Regions from separate parts of the Homo sapiens genome. Here region 1 is linked to region 2. A link is a loop called in an ENCODE intact Hi-C map of the cell type or tissue named here. Cell type or tissue: PC-3. All regions are shown on one strand. Links, peaks and the distances in the headings refer to the core of each region. The heading gives the core; the rest is flanking DNA.

Region 1 (10,587 bases), core at 3,753-8,752, 140 kb after region 2:
ACGATAGGTGTATCTGATGGTTTTCAATTCCTTCAGGAAAAGAATGCTGCTCTTTTATCTTCTGAATCATTAGAAAAGTATTATATTGAGTACTGAGTGTGCTTTGACAATTTCACCCTTTATCTTAACAGAAAACTTGTGTTAAAGGTTAGGAGTTAAGTTGGTATAAAGGCATGTAAATGTTAATCAAAATCGTTTGACCATACATAGTTGACAAATTTGTAGAAATAATGTTCATCTCTTAAGAATATAAAATTAAGTTTTTAAAACATTTGCTCTAACATTTTATCTACTATGTATATATTAGGCATTAATACAATAATCCCTGCGGTAAATTAGAAAAATTAAGTAGCCTCGAAAACCCTCTAAGCCTCCCTTCTCATACTCTCCGCATACTGTCTAGGGGCTTTAGATGCACTCTCCAAAGATAACAAAGTCACCACTCTTGATATTGTTATCTTCTGCTTCAAAGCTGCTTCATAGGCGTGTTCACAAAGGGTACTTGTAGTCTCTATCCTCCAAACCAATAAGCATCTACAGCTTCTGTAATTACTTGATGAAACCTTATCTAAGTTTTATTTTACATTACATAAAATAATTGTTTATTTTACATTACATAAAATAATTGCTGTTCTTCTTGGCAATAAAGTGATCCCAATAAACTTAGGATCACTGATAATACCAAGACTTGTTTCATTGAGTTTTTAAATGAAAAATTCCTTTTTATTCAATATGTAGAGTGAATATATGTTTTCAATATTTTTTCTTCTTTTATTCAAGGTAAATACACCCACTTGGACTTTACAACAATCTGTACAATAACTGTCCCTAGATTATTTGCCTGCTGGTTGACCTGCTTTAAGGGTATTATCTGACAGATTAAATTTGCCAACATGGAGATTTATAAACTCTGTGGCTTCAGTGTCACAAGGGAACATATGCTAGACAGGCTCACCATAAGAATAGACCTGCACTGTCCAGTACAGGAGCCACAAACCACATGAAGCCAATGAGCACCGTAATGTGGTTAGTCCAAAGTGGGAGTGGTGCAAGTACAAACTATCTTTAGTATCTATGGCTTATTATGCTGTAAAAAAGGGAGTGCAAAATATCTAATAGTTTGTATAATAATGACATGTGAAAATTATATTTTGAATATACAGGGTTAAAAATTAAAATTAACTTAATCCTTTTAGTATGGCTACTACGAAATATTAAAGTATCAGCTTGCATTATGTTTCTATCAGATGGCACTGATATGGGTAATATTAAAAATGTCAGGCTGCTATGGTCAGAAGATTCCACTAACTTGAGAATTTCTATCCTTGTTTTACTACTAACCAGAAACATATAAGAAAATAATAACTAAACATATTTTAAAATTTTCTTGCTACTCTTGAAATTATTTGGGGAAGGGGTTATATTTGACTAAAGAGAATGATAAAACAATTCCAATTATGATTTTAGAGACTCTATAGTCCTTTCAACTAAAATTTATATTACAAAAGTAAAGGGATACAAGACAGAAATTAAATTTCACTTTTTTCTATTACACAGTTTACAAATGTAAAAGAATACACAATTTAAAAGTAAATTCTTAAGGCACTAAAACAAGGTATATACACACGTGTACCTATTGTTCAATTCCAGAAATAAATATCTCATAAATAAATGAATAGACTCAGATTAGAAAGTTACCTAAAGAAAAGCTTTAAGTAGCCTACTAAGAAGGAGGAGCGGGTTACATTAGTACAACTAAATATTTTTCTTCAGGATTTGTAAAGAGGTAGTATGCAAATGTCTTCTGAATGACTTCTAATTAAAAAGAGATAGCCATTATAAACAAGACTATCAATTATAACTAAGTCTATTAAAATTATAACTAAGTCTATTAAAAGAGTTCCATCACAGTGGAAAAATTAGATGCTTACAGCTAGGAGATAGTGTAACACAACATCAATGAATATATCAGAATTTATTAATTAAAGTTTTAAGCAAAATTGTCTGTGTACATATATATGTATTTCTTTTTGTTAGGCATCAGGAAATTTATGAATAACATCATTTTTTGTTGTCAAAGTATAATTTAAGGTAAAACATTATATCAAAGAGTAGATTGATTAAAAATGAATGTAGATATACAAAGGAAGTATTCTATTTAAAAATACTTCCTGTTATGAGTTTATAGAAGATTGTTGTTAAACCTATAAATACTATTTATCAGTGGTACTAAGAGGAAAGTGATCCTCCCCTTCGGATAATTCACTGGACCTTATAACATTATCAGCATACTGAAGGTTTCCTGAATAGTCAATAAAATGACTGAACAGCAACAAAAGGGGAAAAGCAGCAGCCAGAAGCAGTTACAAATTACACCACGCCATTTGCAACAACATTCATAGAAATATGTGTATGTGTACCCTTGGGTTTATCCACATACGCATATCTCTAAATAGACATGTATAATAAGGGAAGGGGAAATGTAGACAGTTAGCAAAGTATACATGAATGAATAAACCTGTAAGGCTGTCATGAAACAAAACAAAGTGACTGAAAAAAATCACTAGTACAAATGATAAGAAATTAAGAAAGTCTTTATTTTATACCTTTCTCGTTCTGGTGAATGCAAACTAGTATCTGGTCTCAAGCAGTTGGTACTAGCACTCCTAGCCCTGTCAAGAAAGGGCTGCAGTTCACTAGTGCCAGTGCATTGCATCCAGTGGTAGAAGAGAAAGACAGAGAAAACAAAGAAAGGAAGACCATGTTAGAGAGTAAAGCATAAAATAATGTCCCCTTTACACAAAATGTAGAATCACTGGGATTCAGTTCATAAGGGTGTGAGAGAGTTGACAGAATGACAGTGTAAAATTTTGTTTAGAAAATGAAGCTAAACAAAGATTATGCTTAAATTGCTTTGCATAATTTTTAAAAGTGTCTCAGACTGAAAAATGAGACTAAATCACACCTACTTATGAAAAAAACTGGATACAGAAAGCACTAAAACAAAATGCCTAAAATTTCATTACCAGGAACAGATGCCACACCAAAACAAAATGAAGGACATCAGAGGAGAAATAATTTTACAACTCAACTTTTTTGGTTCACAACAATAAACAAGGGAAACGGAAGATATCACTTCCAAATGTTCTTACCTAACCAGTATTTCATCAGTAAATCTCAATACTGTTGAGTTAAAGCATTCATGATGAAGGGAAATGTCCTGTCTAGTCACTGATTTGGTCTTAGTATGTGCAGGCAGAATTGAGCTCCACAAATTAAAATTACACAAAAATAAAATAAAATAAATTATAATTAAAATCAACAAGTACAACAATATACAAATGACAAAGCAACTAGAATTCTGACATTTGAGTTAGTAGATGTCATTCAGAGAATTATTCTAGTACTAAGTTTTATAGTTAAAACGATTTTAGATATCATTAATTTAATGTCTCTCACTGTATAATTATTTCAAAAGAATATTTTATTAGAATGTAAATTTCCTATTTAATATTTTATTAGAATGTGAATTTTCTATTTTTAGTAGGCAAGGGATTAGGAATTACTTTATAACTGGGTGGGACTCACTGTTAGGGCTCTTACCTGTAAATATTCCAGTGAGAACTGCTCTGTAATAAAGGCATCTTGGGAGGTAATGTTTTATAGTGCCTAACAAGATGTCTGGAACGTAGCAACACAAACACGCAGGAAACAGAAAAATATATATGAAACCAATTTTATTAAGATATTCAGAAAGTAGGAGGCCTATAAAGCTATATAGATAAATCTTTGGTCATTTTTTTCTCAAAAGAACCACAATAACTATTTGAAGGGAAGACTACAATTATTAAAATATGAAATCATAGACACTTGACTTCATAAAATACTCAAAATTATTATTTAATTATCTGAATTAGAAAAATACCTGCTAACCAAACTCTATGAATTATCATTGATCAATATGTAAATGTGCTACTTAATCTCTGATTTAATATTATGCCTACTTCTACGAAAGTAAACTCATAGCTAAAAGTAAAAATCAACTAATTTATATAATTTTAGAGTTACAATATGACTAAAAGAATTTTAATGTTCTAAAACAAAACAAAGTGTTGACTAGCATTCCAGGGACAAAGCTGGTCATAGTACCAGACTGCAGCAAAAAAAAAGGAAACAGAAAAAGGCCAAGAAGTGATTGCAAAGGAGCAAGCTCTTTCTACTTATCAGCTTCTGTCTGGATCCAGACCCAACCACAGGAAATTTTCCTTTGGAAGTAGGGTAAGATAGGCATTAGATGCAAACCAGAATATGGATTTTGAATTGGCAGAAAATTGGCCCAACGGCATCTGATTCCTTTAAAATCTGTGAGGGTTTCTGGACTGTCTATGCCATGAAGGACAAACTAGGTCCAGCCATATTTTTTTTGATAATTTAATAATGTTCTATAAATTTAATTACTAATTATGAAAATCCATCATCTATCTCAGCTAGCAGTAAAGCATAATCAAGAGGGAAGGGAATAAACATTTATCAAAGGCTTCCTAAACATCAAACACCTCACTGGTTTAATCATGTTTATATTAATGATCAAATCAAAGGAAATCCCTTAAAACTTCAATTAAAAAATGAACTAAAATGCCATTTTCTTTTCTTTTCTTTTTTGAGACAGAGTCTCACTCTTGTTATCTAGGCTGGAGTGCAATGGTGTGATCTTGGCTCACTGCAACCTCTGCCTCCTGGGTTCAAGCAAATCTCCTCTCTCAGCCTCCCAAGTAGCTGGGATTACAAGCACCTGCCACCATGCCCACCTAATTTGTGTGTGTGTGTGTGTGTGTGTGTGTGTGTGTGTGTTTTAGTAGAGACGGGGTTTCACCATGTTGGCCACACTGGTCTCAAACTCCTGACCTCAAGTGATCTGCCCGCTTCAGCTTCCTCCTTATTAAGTACAAGTTGAGGACAAATTTTACTGAAACTAAGGATTTAGCCTCCTTTCTAGACAGTCGACTCTTCTTTTCAACTCCTAACCTCAGGCAAATATCTTTAGTAATAGGTTGCTATAAAACTTTTCTAAGCATTGCTTCAAAAGTGATTTTTTTTTCAAGAATGGGATCAACATAGAATGGGAAACAGCTAGAAAATAGCACAAAATTTATAGTCTGAATGTTCAAGTTCCTGCCTTGGCTTTGCCACTTATTGGCTGTGACCTGGGTAATTCGATTAAGTCTCCAAGCCTGTTTCTACATCCACAAAATGTGGGAAATAACTTCCACTTAACAGGGGTGTGTGGTAACATGTACACAATATTTAGGACACAGTAGGATACAGTAAGGCAACTATAGCATTTTCTCTATACTACCACTTCCTCGAGACACGTTTTACTAAAAAAAGGTTGGGAAATTAAACAATTTGGGAGAAAAGAAACTAAACATACAGATTTCTTTAGAACATGACTTTAATATGCTGTGTGTATTAAATTTCAAGGTAGACACTTTCAGTTGCAAAGTTTCCAAAATGTATTTGACTCACAAAAACTCTTATTGGTGAAACATCTCATAGGACAAGTTTTCATATTTTTGGAAAAACTAGTTAAACAGAAGATATCAAATAGATCTGATTTTGAATCCTTACTCTATTAGTCGTAAAATAAACTTTCGTAGCTTTTTTCCTCATCTCTAAAATCAGGATAATAATATTCATAACATATAATTATTGTCAGGAAATTGACAAAGTACATTAAATATTTAACACTGTGCTTGTTATTAAATAAATGTTATTTTCCTTATGTTTACTAGAGACTAGTAAATCCTCAGATTTTATTTTTATAAGTCCTAAGTGAACATGGTATGATGTATTTTGAAAGCTTTAGATTTTAGCCATGGATAGTTATAGAAATAATAAGTGTCCATAGTTTATATGAAACCAAACTATATTATTGATATATCCATATAAAGTTGTGGTTATTTATATGTACACATTTTGACATTCATTTTTATACAGATATAAATTAATGTTTTTATAAATACATGAATATAAACACAGAAGAGATTATATATACATACATGCACGTATTTTTGAACTCATGTTGTCTCTATCTCCATACTTTTAGCATTACACATTAGAGAATGAAAGACAGGAAGGAGAAAAGACACTGGTGACATATGTTTCGCACTGACACATTTGGCTAGCTCAGCTTCCTTCCACTCCCTATCTTATTGTCGTAGTACCTGTCCACAGGATGTTATCTGCCTCGCTGAATACTCATTTATTTTTAAATTGTATACATACAAATATGATTATTTGCTTAAATCAGGAAATGCAAAGTCAACATACAGAGACTATTAAATAGGACTTGTGGAGCTCAGAATTATTAGCAAAGCACCAATCTTAAGTATAAGATTATATAAAATGATGCAACTATTATATAATATTATATAAGTATATAATATTTTACAAGTACAAAATAAGGGAAAGAAAAATATTTTTAGTTATTATATTTAGACCACTGGTGTGAGTATCCTAGAAATATTCACACACTGAGTGCCAGGCACACACTAAGTAGCTTAAAATATAAGGATTTTTTTTGTGTTTGTTTTGTGTGCATGTTTTTTATTTCTTTTGAAGCTTTAGTCACATCAAGAGGAGTGTGAGAAAACTTTCAGAATTAGTAAATAAACCATTATTTTAAGAAACTGTTTGTCAAGAACAAGTAATAATAAACCTGGATAGTTCATGCTTTGACCTTCAGTAGGTTTTTACAATATGCATGATTTTACATTTTTTTCTCAGCAAGCAGAACTAATATTTCCTCGATTTTTTCCTGTGGCACTCCAAGCAAACATGGCAGTAGTTATGAGTAGTATAACTTCAGACTGTAAAAAGTTCAAACAATTTTTATTAGCCCAATTTTGTTTGCATTATTGGGCAGAACTACATATTACACACAGACATAATAAATCATGCATTTGTCTTTGCATCCCAAGTACTGCGGTAATACCTCTTTCTTTCTCTTTCCTCTTGCTTTTTATTGGCTAAAATATTTGAGTTCGATTATTTTGTGTTAGTTTGTTTCACTGACTTACTACTTCCTTAACTTCTATATTCATTTCAAATATACATTAAGTATTTATAGAATATGTTCCATGAGTAATCTGTAAGAAGTTTTACTTGGATATGAAATTAAAGATGTAATGAGATTAACATAAAGCATCAGGCTCTAAGCTCCAATTTAGAAGCAAAAATTATATCTTTTGTCGCTTCTAAAGAGGCATTCATACTGTTATATGCCTTTGTGGGAAAGTTTGTACTGCAGCATTTCTGACAACTGGTGGGCTAGGATAGTTAAGATCAGGTTGAATATCTTCACTTTTCATCAAGAAAGAAGCTGAAGCTCAGCCATTAAAAGTGAACTGTTAAAGATTTTATCAAAAGCAAACAGAATATAAACAACAATAAATTCTAAAAGGAAATTAAAAAAGGCTAAAACAGAGCAAACTTACAATTATGAAACAATGACACTGCCATACACAGATTAGACCTCTTGTGACTAGACAGGAATATGTGTGGGAAAGTTGGGGGCACTCACAGTGAGCATTTAGAATTTTAATTGCAGAAACTGGTTCCTCAGTTTTAGGAACGCAAACAGTCCCAGAGAGGCCCACTAGTCTCTGGATTTTTGAATCTACAGATGGCAAAGCAGTCAGCCTGAATCGGAACTGAAATATATTTGGAACCTTTTCCATAACCTCAATATAAAACAAAACAAATTTCAAATACTTGGGAAATTTATTTGACTTGCTTGTAATAATACCACTAAGGGAGAGACGGAAGAATAATAGAATGGAAAGAGAGTCATCACACACAGTCACCATTACCAAATCCCTGTATTTACCTGGTAGTATGTAGGCATTCTGCACTTCGTCCTCGTTTTGCTCTGGGCAGCATAAGAAGCTCACTGCACAGACAGGATGGGTGGTGAGTGAAACAGATAAATTATGAGACATGGGTTATGCCAATGGTATGCCAATGAAAACATGAAAAGGGAAGAAACCAGATTGTCTGCACTAGCATATTTGCTTGAGAGGTTAAACAAAAATAAACATAAAAGCATTTAAAAAATTTAAACAATAAAGTACAAATATTATGGTTGAAGTCCTAGCTGTTGCTGATTTGCCATTGTATTTCAAAATGATTTTATAGAATATTAAAACAAAACAAAATTAAATATTCCTCAAATAAGATATAGGACTCTGTTTCCAATTATAGACAACTGAGTATTTTTTTAATACTATAAATTTGGCCTGATACTAATGGGAATTCTGAACATTTTTATAACTTTATAACAAATTAAAGCGTGATAGTTTTCTTGGCTTTTATAGCCACTGAAAATGCAATACCATATTATGTTTCTTATTAACCAACTAACAATATAATTGATTAGAATTTTTATTTTACAATTAATACTTTATCTATATCCAAATTAATTTCACTATATTGACTGCCCTGGTCAAGTAGCCCTGTGTTTTCCCTCCTCACCTAAATTCATGGTGGCCCAAATGAATGTTGATAAAATAGCCCTCATTCAACTCAAGCTGAGATGTCTGGAATCCTATTCCTCAGAGCAGCTCTTCATCCTAGTACCTATTGTGACTCCATTCTTGAAGGTCACAACGCTACTTTCCACAGTAGGATGGCAATTAGGTAGGTTAAGAAGTTCTACTTTGTGTCCTTGACTCCATGGCGAAAAATTATTTAGCACCACTATCATGACCCTTCTCCTCACTGAAAGTTTCTCCATTTTAAAAAGCCAGAAGAGAATATTCAACAAGGTGGGTATTATAAAACCTTAAATCAGATCCTGAGCTTATAATCAGGCTAATTGTACAGGTATATGGTTACTTCAAGAAGAAAGTCTGTGGGCACGCAGAGCAACAGATTCATAATGTAGACTTATAGTAATTATTTCCGTGAAATATTAGTTCACAAATGCAGAATTAAATCTAAGCACATATCCCCATAAGAACCCATCTCAATAATTGTATTCTATAGACATTTTCTAGAAAGAGATTTTATGAAAAGAAGTATATAACAGAAACATTATTATTGAAGTTCTCATAGAAACTCTGCAATTAACTTTCAAATGGCATGTATCCACAATGTTTTAAATTATATAAATAACATAATTTTTATGATTACTTCATACCTCAAATATTGTGACCCACAATAAATAAAATATTTGAAAACTCCTTATGCAGACTCCCTTCTATAATTTAGGTCAATATCTAAGTCAACAAGCTGTACCTTTAAAGCTGTCTAAGCATAAATTCTGATTTTGTAAAAGAAATTGGATAATTATAACAATATAATATTAGCCAAATATTTCCTAGAGTTACATTTCTATTACAATATGTTAACAGTTGTTGCTTGAGAGCAGCTCATTTTTGAGTGATAAATACTTTTACTCTCTAATGTGCTATGCCACAATATCTGTATATATTAAAACAGAACAAAAAATTCATAACGTTGAGATCATAATTTTGACAAATACCTGTCTTGTTCTGATAAATACTGACTATCCACATCTCTGGTTCTATGATCAACTGGACTTCGGGAGGCATCATGGTGTCTGGTTGGAGAACGTGACCTTCTTGTTGGATGAATTTCATCTAAACTCCTAAAATGATTACAAAATTCTTATGTGTCAAATTGTATCATCTTCCCAAAACAGGCAGACAGACTAAAGTGAAGGAACTGAGAGTAATATGCAAATAAACACTGAAAAGTATTTGCATCATAATCAAAACCTACTTATCAATGAGTTAAGGGTATTTGTTTTCTATGAGTTTTTGCCTGTGGCTGCATTTCTCCAACCTTCTTTCATACTTCTATCAAAATCAATTTTTATCGGCATAATTAATTACAATTTCAGGAGTGTATATCAGAGTAAAATGAAGTAGAGCACTATATGTTTTATTTATGTTTCCAAGCATTTAAAGTGCTTCAAAGAGACAATCCTAAATCTCTTCAAAGTCCATTCTGTCTCTTAACCTTATCCTCTTCGCCACTTCTCTCCACAATTCTGATTTGTTACCATTTTTTTCTAACAAGAAAGAAAACTAGCAAAGAGAATACAAGACAATTATTCAAAAACTATTCCTGGGACATAAACAACTTCTGCTCCCTGGGAAATTTCTTCAGATTAAACAACAGACTGCCACATAGGTTGGATAAAGAATAAAAAAAATTTTGCCTACAATTAATTCTGAAAAAAATAATTTGACCAAACTATTTTTTCATTTCAGTTAGTTTTGCAGCAATTTACACTGCATTATAATAAAAATGTACTGTCAGGGACACTGAGCCCATTTCAAAGCCTACCTCTGTAATGGCACATTTGGTAAACGTGAACGCGGCTTTCCCTGATCATTGCCGCGATGAGGAGATACTGAACGTGAGCGGTGATGAGTTGTTCTTTGCTGTTCTGGCACAGTTAATGTTGTAGATTTACTTTCTCTAGCACTAGACCTATAGCCTACTGGCAAAAGTACACACAGAAAAAATTTAGTCAGTATTCTTCTATAATGCAAACAT
Region 2 (10,587 bases), core at 2,558-7,557:
TTAAGTGCCCTATGGTAGAAGCAATCCCACTCCTCGGTATATACCCAAGGGAAAAGAATTCATTCTATCAAAACAGACACATCCACCCATATGTTCATTGCAGCACTATTCAAAATAGCAAGGACAATGGAATCAACCTAAGTGCCCAACAGCAGTGGATTGGATAAAGAAAATGTGGTACATATACACCATGATGGAATACTATGCAGCCATAAAACAGAATGAAATCATGCTCTTTGCAGCAATATGGATGGAGCTGGAAGCCATTATCCTAAGTGACCTAAGGCAAGAACAGAAAACCAAATACTGCATGTTCTCGCTTATAAGTGGGAACTAAACACTGAATACACATGAACATAAAGATGGGAACAATAGACACTGAGATCACTAGTGAGGGGAGGGAGGGGCCATGGGCTGAAAAGCCATTTGTTGGGTGCTATGTTTACAGCCTGGGTAATGAGATTGCTGACACCTCAAGCCTCAGTGTCATGCAGTTTATCCATGTAATAAACCTGCACATGTACCCTTTAACTTGTAATAAAAGTTGGAATAAAAAAAGAAACATGAGAAGCCTCTAAAATTACACTTGATCCCATTCCATACTTTTTAACAGACTGAAAATGCCTGTTCTATGATAAAAATAAAGAATAGTATATTTTGTCTTAAAAAAGAACTCTATAGTAGAAGAAAACACAACCACTCAGTAGAAAAAAATTCTTTTTGCAGACACTAAATAATAAAATGTAAAACAATCATACAAAAATATTTGCAAAAAGTATTCAGTGACATACTGGAAAAAATAGTTGACAGAAACGCATAGCCAATGCAAGAAGCATCTTTAATAAACACTCAATGAAAACCAAAGGCAAAACATTAGGAAAAAACATGAATTTAGGGTGGAGTGAACATGATGGCAGGAACAAGCTAGAGTGATGTAGGCGTGTGGTTTCTGATGATTTTATGTATTGATAGAACTTGGAAAATGCAGAGGAATGAATAGATAAGATAACACACATAATCAGAAAAGCCGCAGTTGCATGTTGCGGGACATAAATAGGGAAAGGAGTGATAGAATTAAAGTACATGCAAAGGAGGATGAAAGAGATGATCCAGCATCTGAAGAGAGAACCTAGACTGACTATACAGAAAAGGAGAAAGAAAAAGGTGGTAATTTCAGTGAAACGACTCAGTTCCTCTGCTCCTGGAGAAATTGGGGAGAATTCAGTGATATGGGAGCAGATTTGCAGGTAGAGAATAGGTTGGGAACCTTGCATTGCAGAAGGCAGTTAGAGAACCTTGAGAGGCTGAGAATTTCTGGAACAGAAAGATTGTGAGGCTTGCTAATGAAATCATCCAGGAAATGGCACTGAAAATGGTGGTTAGAAAGCACATTTTCTAAAGCTAGACTCGTTCTGTTGGGCTGGGTCAGAGAGGGTGTTCTCTGTCTGCTTCTAAGAGGTGGTGCTCACTAAATGCAAAGGTTGGTCTAGAAAAGGAAGGAACAACCAGCCCTACTGAAGATGCACAGAATGGCCTGAAGACAAAGATGCACAGAATGGCCTGAAGACAGCATTATGTGATATGGGCTATTGAAATTAGCACTCCTATCACCTGAACAGACGACAAATCCTCCTCTGTTTTTATCTACCAGTACTGGAAAGGGACATTGTATCAGTGGTGGTGGATCAGATAAATGATCAGGAAATGAAGGCCAGATTTGTCCAAGAGTTTTGTGTTCATATGAAGTCTTCACAAGGTTAACTTAGACTTCACAAAGTTAGGTTTATGCATAATGGTTATAGGTGCTAACATTTATTAAGCCACTTACTATGAATTCAGGTTTTGTCCTAAAAATGTAATATTTACTATTTACTTTAATCCTCAAAATAATTGTATGAGGTAGGTGTTATTATTATTCCATTTAACAGATATGTTTTAGTGTATTTTATGTTAGCCGTATGTCTTCCTGCGTGCTATAGATATAATTATAATGCCATATTCCTCAAAATGTCAGTCTGGAGTCTTAGAAATATTTAAGGCACCAGATGAGTGGCTCCATAATTTGGAAGAGAGGAGAAGATGAGTGTCATCAGAGTGAGTGTGGTTGGATGTGGCCAATCTTGAGAATTTTTGTCCCACCTTTCCTAGGTCTTGAGAGAAGAGAAAAAATGGATCTAGAGCAGACACAACTTTCCCAACATGTCCTTCTCTAAGGCAGAAGCATTCTCTTTTTTCTAGTAGCATCCATATTGCCTTGGGAGAACTACCCTAACTTTTCTATGTGGTTTGGGTGCAACTGCCTGGATTTCCTAGATCCAGGGCTGGACTCTTGACACAAGCCTGTCTATCAAGGTATTTCATTTTTCTGGTCAGAGATATTTGTTCAGCATTAGGCATGGATCAAGATGATCCAAAGGAGATTCTGCTGGGATGATGGGACAATTGTGGGTTTTTTTAATCCAACTAATACATTTACATTTACAAAAACCAATTGACCACCAAGTATGTGATAAGATAGGTATATACTTTAATTAAAGGAGTTCTGTGGTAAGAGCTATAGAGCAGCAGTCACCAACCTTTTTGGCACCAGCGGCTGGTTTTGTGGAAGACAGTTTTTTCCATAGACCCAGGGGGAGAATGGCTTCAGGATGATTCAAGTGCGTTACATTTATTGTGCACTTTATTTCTATTATGACATTATAATATGTAATGAAATAATTATATAACTCACCATAATGTAGAATCAGTGAAGCCCTGAGCTTGTTTTCCTGCAACTAGATGGTCCCATCTAGGGGTGATGGGAGACAGTGACAGATCATCAGGCATTAGAATCTCATAAGGAGCACGCTACCTAGACCCCTCCCATGTACAGTTCATAACAGGGTTCACACACCTATGAGAATCTATTGCTGCTGCCAACTGACAGGAGGCAGAGCTCACTTGCCTGGCTCACCTCTGGCTGTGTGGCCCAGTTCCTAACAGGCCACAGACCAGTACCAGTCCGTGGCCCAGGGATTGGAGACCCCTGTTTTATTGGGTCTGACAACCTAGACTGGGGTTATTAATGAGCAGCAGGTGGGGTAATCGGAGGAGGCAGGGTAGACAAAACTACTTTTGAAAATTTAAAGAATAATTCTTTGTTCTATCTCCTTTACTCAAACTGTTCCTGAAGTCTGCATATTATGTATTCATGAAGTTTGATAGTGCAAATGGTGAGTGGTCAGGGGAGGGGGGAGAGAGAGCAGGGAGAGGGAGAGGGAGGAAGAGAGAGAGAGAGAGAGACAGAGAGAGAGAGAGAGAGGCTTACAAAGAGGTTTCAGGGAATGGAGAAGAGCCCACCTGCCTCCTTTTCCTATCCCCCACCCCCATCGTAAGGCAGAGTCGTTCAGGCAACTTGTGGGAGACCAAGCTGGCCAGGAGCTGCCTCGTCACAGAGAAATAGCTTAGGATTTTTTCTCACCTCGTGAACTCTTCATTCTTTAATATGTAGCTTAACTGTCAGCAGTTAGTAGAGGACAAAGAGCACTTAGCATGGCAGGATCCCGAGTTGGTCAGACTTTGGTTCATCTCTCAGCATATGTGACCTTAGCTTGTTGCTTCACTTGTCTAAGCTACAGAGCCTCCTATGAGAAATAGGGGTCCTATACTTACCTCATAGGACTGTTGTGAGGGAGTAAATATAATCCCATAGCCTTTGTATACAAATCAAATACAGTAAGTCCTAACTTGGACTAACTTAATCACCTGATCTTGGAAACTGTGATTTTAAGTGAAACAATGTACAGCAGGTCCTCGATAACATTGACAGAGGAAAAAAAAAAGTTTTTTTAATATGTCATTTTACTTAAAGTCACAGTTTCTCAGAACTTAATGACATTGAGGATTTACTGTATGCTATCATAATTATTTCTTTATATATATATAATGATCTCTTTCAATACACAGGGAGCTACTTTAATACAGGGCTACTTTATATTCTAAGTACTTAATACCTAGTACTTAACAAAATTCTTAATAATGTTGGTTAAGTATAATCAGATAATATATTATCTGGGATACATATGGGGCTGGGATTTCAAGAAATAAGTTGTCAGAGTCAGCAAGAAACCATGAAGACTTAGCAAAATTGCCTTTCCTCAGGTTCCTTCCTCCCATGACTGTAGGCTCTGAAATCCCAACACCGGGTAGCTTTATATGGTTTGAAGCAAGATTACTGCTCTTCTCCTTCTGTCTAGACAATAATTCTGAAGCCCACTCTCATCACCTGTTTCAGTGGCAGACTTTTCTCCTGGCCTCACCCAGCTCTGAGCTTTCTTAATGCACGCGCATCAAACAGCTTTAAATCTGACTGTTTTAAATTGAACTGACCAGTTGTTTTTGCCTCTTACTGACCCAGCCTAACAGATAATCTTGTGTCTTGTAGACCAAACAAATGGATGATTTAATAGGGTAAAATTCAGTCAACTGTTTAAAAACTATAAATAACTGATGCATTCATGTCTCCAAACTCTTTATTGCCTCAAATTTTATGTTGATGTAACTGTGTTTACTTTGCTTTACAAGTTAAAGCCAGCGTGGTCTATAAAAAGTTAAGAGCTCTTAGAAAGACAAGACTAGATCACAAAAGTTATTTTACTACAATGCAAGATGAAAGTAGTGCTTACCAAGTGTTTCATGAGAGGCGATGATTATTAAATACATGAGCACACTTTCAGGTAAGAAAAAATAATAAAATAACCTAAAAAGTTAATAATGTCTCTTTGAATATATTATTTTGGATATCTATCTATATTTGAAGATACTTTTATTATCTAAGATTCTATTAAAGATAATTCAGTGTAAATGTAGTGCTTATTTTTTGTTAAATTGGTCTCCTCTAAACCAAAGTTATATAAATTAGTCATGGGTTCAGAAGAAAAAGATGGAAAGAGGAAATATACTATGACGAGAGACGCAGGAATCAATTTTTTGATATGTCACGTAACTTGAAATAATTTGGCAATTGGACAATAGAGTTGTCTCTTTTATTAGCACATTCAAACAGCAGCAGAAAACAACCTTCCATTTGATTCTTACTGAGATTTATTATTTTTAATAATGCCACTTTTCAGAAGTATAGTCATGTGCTCACTTAGACAGGCTGACGAAGTGAAAACTTGTATGTGATGCAAAGTACCCTTTGGGCCATCGATTAAGACATAATATAGTGCAGTGACAAGTCAAGTCAAATGCCCGCAGCAGACAACAAACCCCAGCCTCCCCTTCCCATGGCCTGGCTCCCATTTTGCACCATAGAACCCACAATGGAAATCTGGCAAGACATAGAACACATATGGCTACTGACTGACATGAAAAGTAAATTTTATTAAACATGTTTACATACATGAATTGGAATTTCATTTAAAAGCACAGGGGAGTGTTAAGACAAGTGGTCAAAATAGAAAGATACTACCCAATTATAATCAGTTGATTGTTGGCCACTAAGACAGAACGGAATCTAGTAGAAGTGCACCAATGCTTCAGTTCCTCCTACTCAGCATGGTGAGCAGTGGTCAATCTGTGCCCTGTGGAATGATGGGCAGATAATTCTGGCATGTGTAAATAATAATAAATAATTCACTTGGTGCAGGCAGTATGTCTATGAATTAAAACCTAGTGTGTACACAGTGTCTACATGTGTTACAGCCCCACAGTAGGAATCTACACCAAAATATTTATTAGAAGGAATTTGGTCCGTACTACATCACGTTTTCCGGAGGGTAAAAAATAAAGTCCATCTATAGACATTTCACCACAGACCCAGAGACTGAGTCTGGCTAAAACCTGCAAAATGTCTATAACAAAAGTGGATGGCTTAGATTTCTTGGTTATTTCGGTATAGTAATTAACAAGCAAACTGTACAAGTACATGCAACATACAAGCTGGCCTATGTGGAACTAACATACATTATTAAATAACCTTTTGTTTCTTTTCTTTTTAAAATTTTTTTTTTTTACAAAATGTGCATGCAGCTCTGAACAGTTCCAAGTCATGCTGCTCTATTTGTGTAATCACAAAAGTGGAGTGACTCATAAAAGGAGGGAGAACATATCAATGCACCTGCAGAGACTGCAGTTTGTAGCACATGTACAGAATGTCACAAGGGAAATTCAAGGCCAAGAGAAACTAAATGAAAATGCAAATTGAAAGTTCATTTTGTTTATTTTCCCCCCAAAAAGTAAGATACTTTGCATTAAAAAATCAAGCTTTGTGCTTGCATCAATCTCAAAGAAATGTAAACTAAAATTCAATAAAAACAATAGTTTAGTGCAGAATATTTCAACTGGAATTTCCAGTGGAATATTGAACAGCTCATACCATGCTCTTTCCAGGGCAGATGGATGTGTCTACACTGAGGTATGGCTGAGAAGCCTGGGCATAGCTCAAAGTGTCTTAGGCTCAAATCCATTCCTAGTCACCATTTTTGGGAAGTCAAAGTATGGTTTATACACATGAGCATTTTTTTAATATCAGGAAGAAAAAGGCATTACAAGGAGTGTTTTCAAAGTACAATTATGCAGTTAGTTTTAGTCCCCAGCATTAGTTGCAGATTGACTTCTTTAAAAGTCTTCCATGCAAAACAATGGAAACCATAAATTAATTTTCTAGAATGCAAACAGATAGGCTCTTCATTAAAAAAGTACTTCTGTGATTATTTATTTTGGAAGATAACTTTTTGTCTCTTGGGTATCCACACATAAGACTTTAAATAATTATAAAATGAAAGCTAGTGAAACCCTTCCTTGGCTTCACCTTATGTAGCTGTTTAACACTTTGGGGAGATGCTACAGAGACTACTTCAGCCCTTTTTTTTGGTGCTTTTGGAAAAAAGAAGGGAAGAATCTCTGTTAGCATCATGAGGCCTGTCATGACACAGCCAAAAAAAAACTAGTGGAAATAACAGATGTGGTGAAAACAAAACAAAAACTCAAGAAACGAAAACCAACAAACAACACACAAATAAACAAAACACACAAAAGAACAAAACAACTCAAACATCAGGGAAATAACACTGCTTGTGGTCTGTGCAGAAATGTGTAGAATACAACTTTTCACAGAGTGAGAGTTTCCAGTTTGTTCAATTTGGTGTGTGTGTGTGTGCATGTGTGTGTGTACGTGTATGCGTGGATTTAAAGTTTCCTCTTTTTCTATTTGTTAGAAGCATCAGTGACTCTCACCAGCATGTTGATTCTTCCTGTAAATTTGATAGATTGCCTTGTTCTGTCATATGAAGCCATGTTTTAAATAACAATTGGGACATATTATTGAAAAACTACTACAGGCAAAACACAAGTTGATTGTCTGTCTCCAACAATGCTTTCGATCATGAAATATCTGGTTCAGATTATTATCCTGAAAAGTAGAGTTTTATTGGAATGACTCTGGTATGAGTTCACTATGATCGAATACAGGGAGGCCCAGTTGAACTTTCCAGAGATGACTGGGAAGCCCGCCGGGTGAGGGGAGTGAGTGTGGGATCCACCAGTGAGGACGGTGGGAACAATTTGTACCATCCGATCACCATGCTGGACAGGTCGAGTTCTTCCAACAAGATCTGAGCCACACCCATAAAGCATTTGTGGTCCATTCTGCCATAGTCTCCCCAGACAATCACCTGCAGAGATAGAGAAATGCAACATTACCTGGACTTCTCTCTGCTTCACATTCGAAGGGCTCAAAGCAACTATGCTGTAAAAGTGGGCCAGTCAGTGAAGCAGAGGAAAAGAATAATGAATACAACTATCACCAAGGAGAAGGCACAGATAAGAAGATACACTAACCTTAAGGTGCTCATAGACACTTCACAATAATTTTAGTCTGATGGAATGAAGGATTGTGTGTTCCTAGTCAATGAGGAGTATTAGCTACATAAGCCATGTTAAAGAAATAAATACATAAGAGTATTTTTATATGAATGCAACACCTTTCTTGTGTAACTACTATCTAATTAGCGATGTACAGGACCATAAAAATCTAAAAATTAAAATTTGTGCAATTTAGGAGGGCAAGATGAGCAATCCAACTCAGTATACCATGGAATGTATGTACCAGAAAGTATGTACAAAGAATGAGAGTATTCATTTGATTTCTTTCGTATTATGGTCTTTTTAGTGAAGGGGTAGGTCAAAAAATAATTGTGAGCTGGTACCTTTTGAGGACTTGCCTGCCAATTTTGATTTAGATGATTAATATTTCAATTAGATCATTAAAAATTACCACAATCTAGGTCAACTTCTATTGGCTACTAGTGTCAGACAAGCCTTCCATTTCACATACTCCCAGGTTCTATTTTCTAATACTTCAGTCGTCTGTAAAGGTTCTCAACTGAACTCATTCACCTGTTTTACACAAGCAGAGTTGGTGGTGAATCATGTCTTTAAAATTTACTGAGTAATTTTGTGAAATTACTTTACCTCTTGAATCTCAGACATAATCTTTAAAATGGGGATAATGATACTTATTGCACATGTTAGTTACAAAATTTAAATAATGTATATAAGCACCTAGAAATGCATCTGGTACTCCACCAGGGCTCAATATTTGCTGGTGTCTGCACACTTCTCTTTTCCTCTCCCTCTTCCTCTTTGTACCCCATGTTTGGTATATAGCAATGCTCAACCAACTATTATTAACATTGTTTTGTTTGCTATATCTGTATCTATCTATCATCTATCTATCTAGTGAGGACATATCTCTATCTATCTATTTATCATCTATCTATCTAGTGAGGAGTGAGGAGGGCTGGGAACAGGGCAAAGCTAGAAGGAGAGGATAGAGAGAGAAAAGACAAGAAGAGAGAGAGATAAAATAAAATTGTTCTCTATTAGACCCACCAAATATTTTTGATATTATATATTATTTATATTATAAACTAACCATTTGAATTTTGTCTACTCAAGAATATTATCCTACATTTATCTTTACCAAATTTTATTCTCTTTGTGTTTGACCATCTCTTCGATGTATGGGTAAAACAGACATTTCAATGTAAAAAGCCAAACAAACTATTACTGACCTGAAGAACTTTACCCTGTGGACTTTCATCAAAAACCAGAGACTGCTGATACAAAGGATCAAGGGTTTTTCGTGCAATTCTTGTCTTCTTCTTGGCTATACAGGCCCCATTTTCCAAAAGATATACTTTGACATATGGAGCTAAACAAAGGTATATTAACATATAAGAAATTATTCCTTAAATTCAACTATTTTTTTAATTAGAGAATTCCCTATTAGAGAATTAGAGATGCTTACTGAAAGTTTCCCATTGACTGTTTAAATTACTTAAAATTTCCATTGCTCCATAAATTCTGTTCCTTAAATCTATATGTTACCATTACTGCCATTTTCCTCATTTTGACTCAATGTATACAAAGTTATTTGAAGACTTTGACTTACTTGGGTTACAATGCAGGTTTATATCTTAAAGCTCATTGTTACCTTTTTATGATTAGAACTATATTCTTTTTTTCTTTTGCCTTTCTAAGTGTGCAAAAAGAAAATAATTGACACAAGCTAAGAAACGACCATAACTAAACTTTAAAAAAAATATTATAACATACTTCCTAACACCTTCTGAAAGAATAACTGTGCAAGGAAAACCCAAATCCGTTTTAATAACATCAAAGAACACAGAAACACTGCTTTTTTAATCAATCAGATGATGCAAAACAGAGCATATGAAATTCAAATGCAGCAAATGTTTTTATTTGTTTGCCTATTAAATAGTCCCTTCACCAAATTCAGGAATACTTCTCCTTACCAGGTGTAGATTTGGAACCAGGCTTTTGTGTGAGGCTTCGTGCTCTAATGACTTCCACTTCTAATTGGCCCTTTTTGTCCTCCATTCCTATTTGTATATCACCTGCAAATGGAAAGGAGCAAGATGTGTTTCAGCTTCTTTGCAGTTATGTGCAGTTAAAACAAAAAGGAGAGCCCGTAACAGACTACAGATTTTTATCTTCATGATTTTGATAAGAAACTAATATTTAGACCCCTCACTCCACAATCCACTTTTCTTTCTCAGTTTCCAAATCAAATTTGGAAACCATTCTCTTATTTTTTCTGGTATTAATACCTCTTATGAGATTTGCAAATTAGTTAATAAATGACTATAACAACACTAAAGTATTTCTATAATTCTTGTACTTAATAAGATTTCTTACTCTTATTTCATCCAGTATATAATAAAAAATTGTAACCATATGTATTTTCATTATCCAGAGAAAGCCACCATTAATATTTGGTGAATATCCTAGCATTCTTATACTTCTATCAATCTCTCTGCCTGTCTGTCTATCTATCTATTTATCTATCTATCAGCAATCATGATCATACACCATCATTTTATTGACTGTATGGACTACTGCATGGACATGTCATTACCTATTAAATCAGACTCCTATTGATGGAAATAAAGGTTATTTACATAAACTATTTTATAGTGCAGTGTATGTAAATAGGGTTATAATGAACAGTTTTATAAGAATTCTTGTACGCATTCTTGTATCAGTTATTTTTTGAACATCAAATTCCAAGATTTTAAATTT

What was found. A loop is a pair of places that touch in the nucleus more often than their neighbours do. Peaks named below come from ENCODE experiments on the same cell type or tissue, not always from the same donor. Only the 100,000 strongest peaks of a DNase experiment are listed, where the experiment ranks them.
Region 1: a loop joins it to region 2, with 4 times the contacts of the local background. A loop is called at or near these places in 6 of 110 quality-filtered maps.

What each region holds. Positions count from the first base shown.
Region 1 is chr6:72,258,069-72,268,655 of GRCh38, reverse strand. RIMS1 (regulating synaptic membrane exocytosis 1) reads right to left here. Exons shown (of 34, transcript NM_014989.7): 17 at 10,375-10,531; 18 at 9,545-9,670; 19 at 7,889-7,951; 20 at 3,604-3,681; 21 at 3,153-3,266; 22 at 2,607-2,696. Among named protein-coding and RNA genes, the nearest start is that of KCNQ5, 360 kb to the left of the region's middle. In PC-3, for the core only: no CTCF peak of the experiment used is centred there; no DNase peak of the experiment used is centred there; H3K27ac peaks cover 751 bases.
Region 2 is chr6:72,397,564-72,408,150 of GRCh38, reverse strand. RIMS1 (regulating synaptic membrane exocytosis 1) reads right to left here. Exons shown (of 34, transcript NM_014989.7): 32 at 9,801-9,902; 33 at 9,057-9,196; 34 at 5,006-7,655. The coding sequence ends at 7,437. Among named protein-coding and RNA genes, the nearest start is that of KCNQ5, 220 kb to the left of the region's middle. In PC-3, for the core only: no CTCF peak of the experiment used is centred there; no DNase peak of the experiment used is centred there.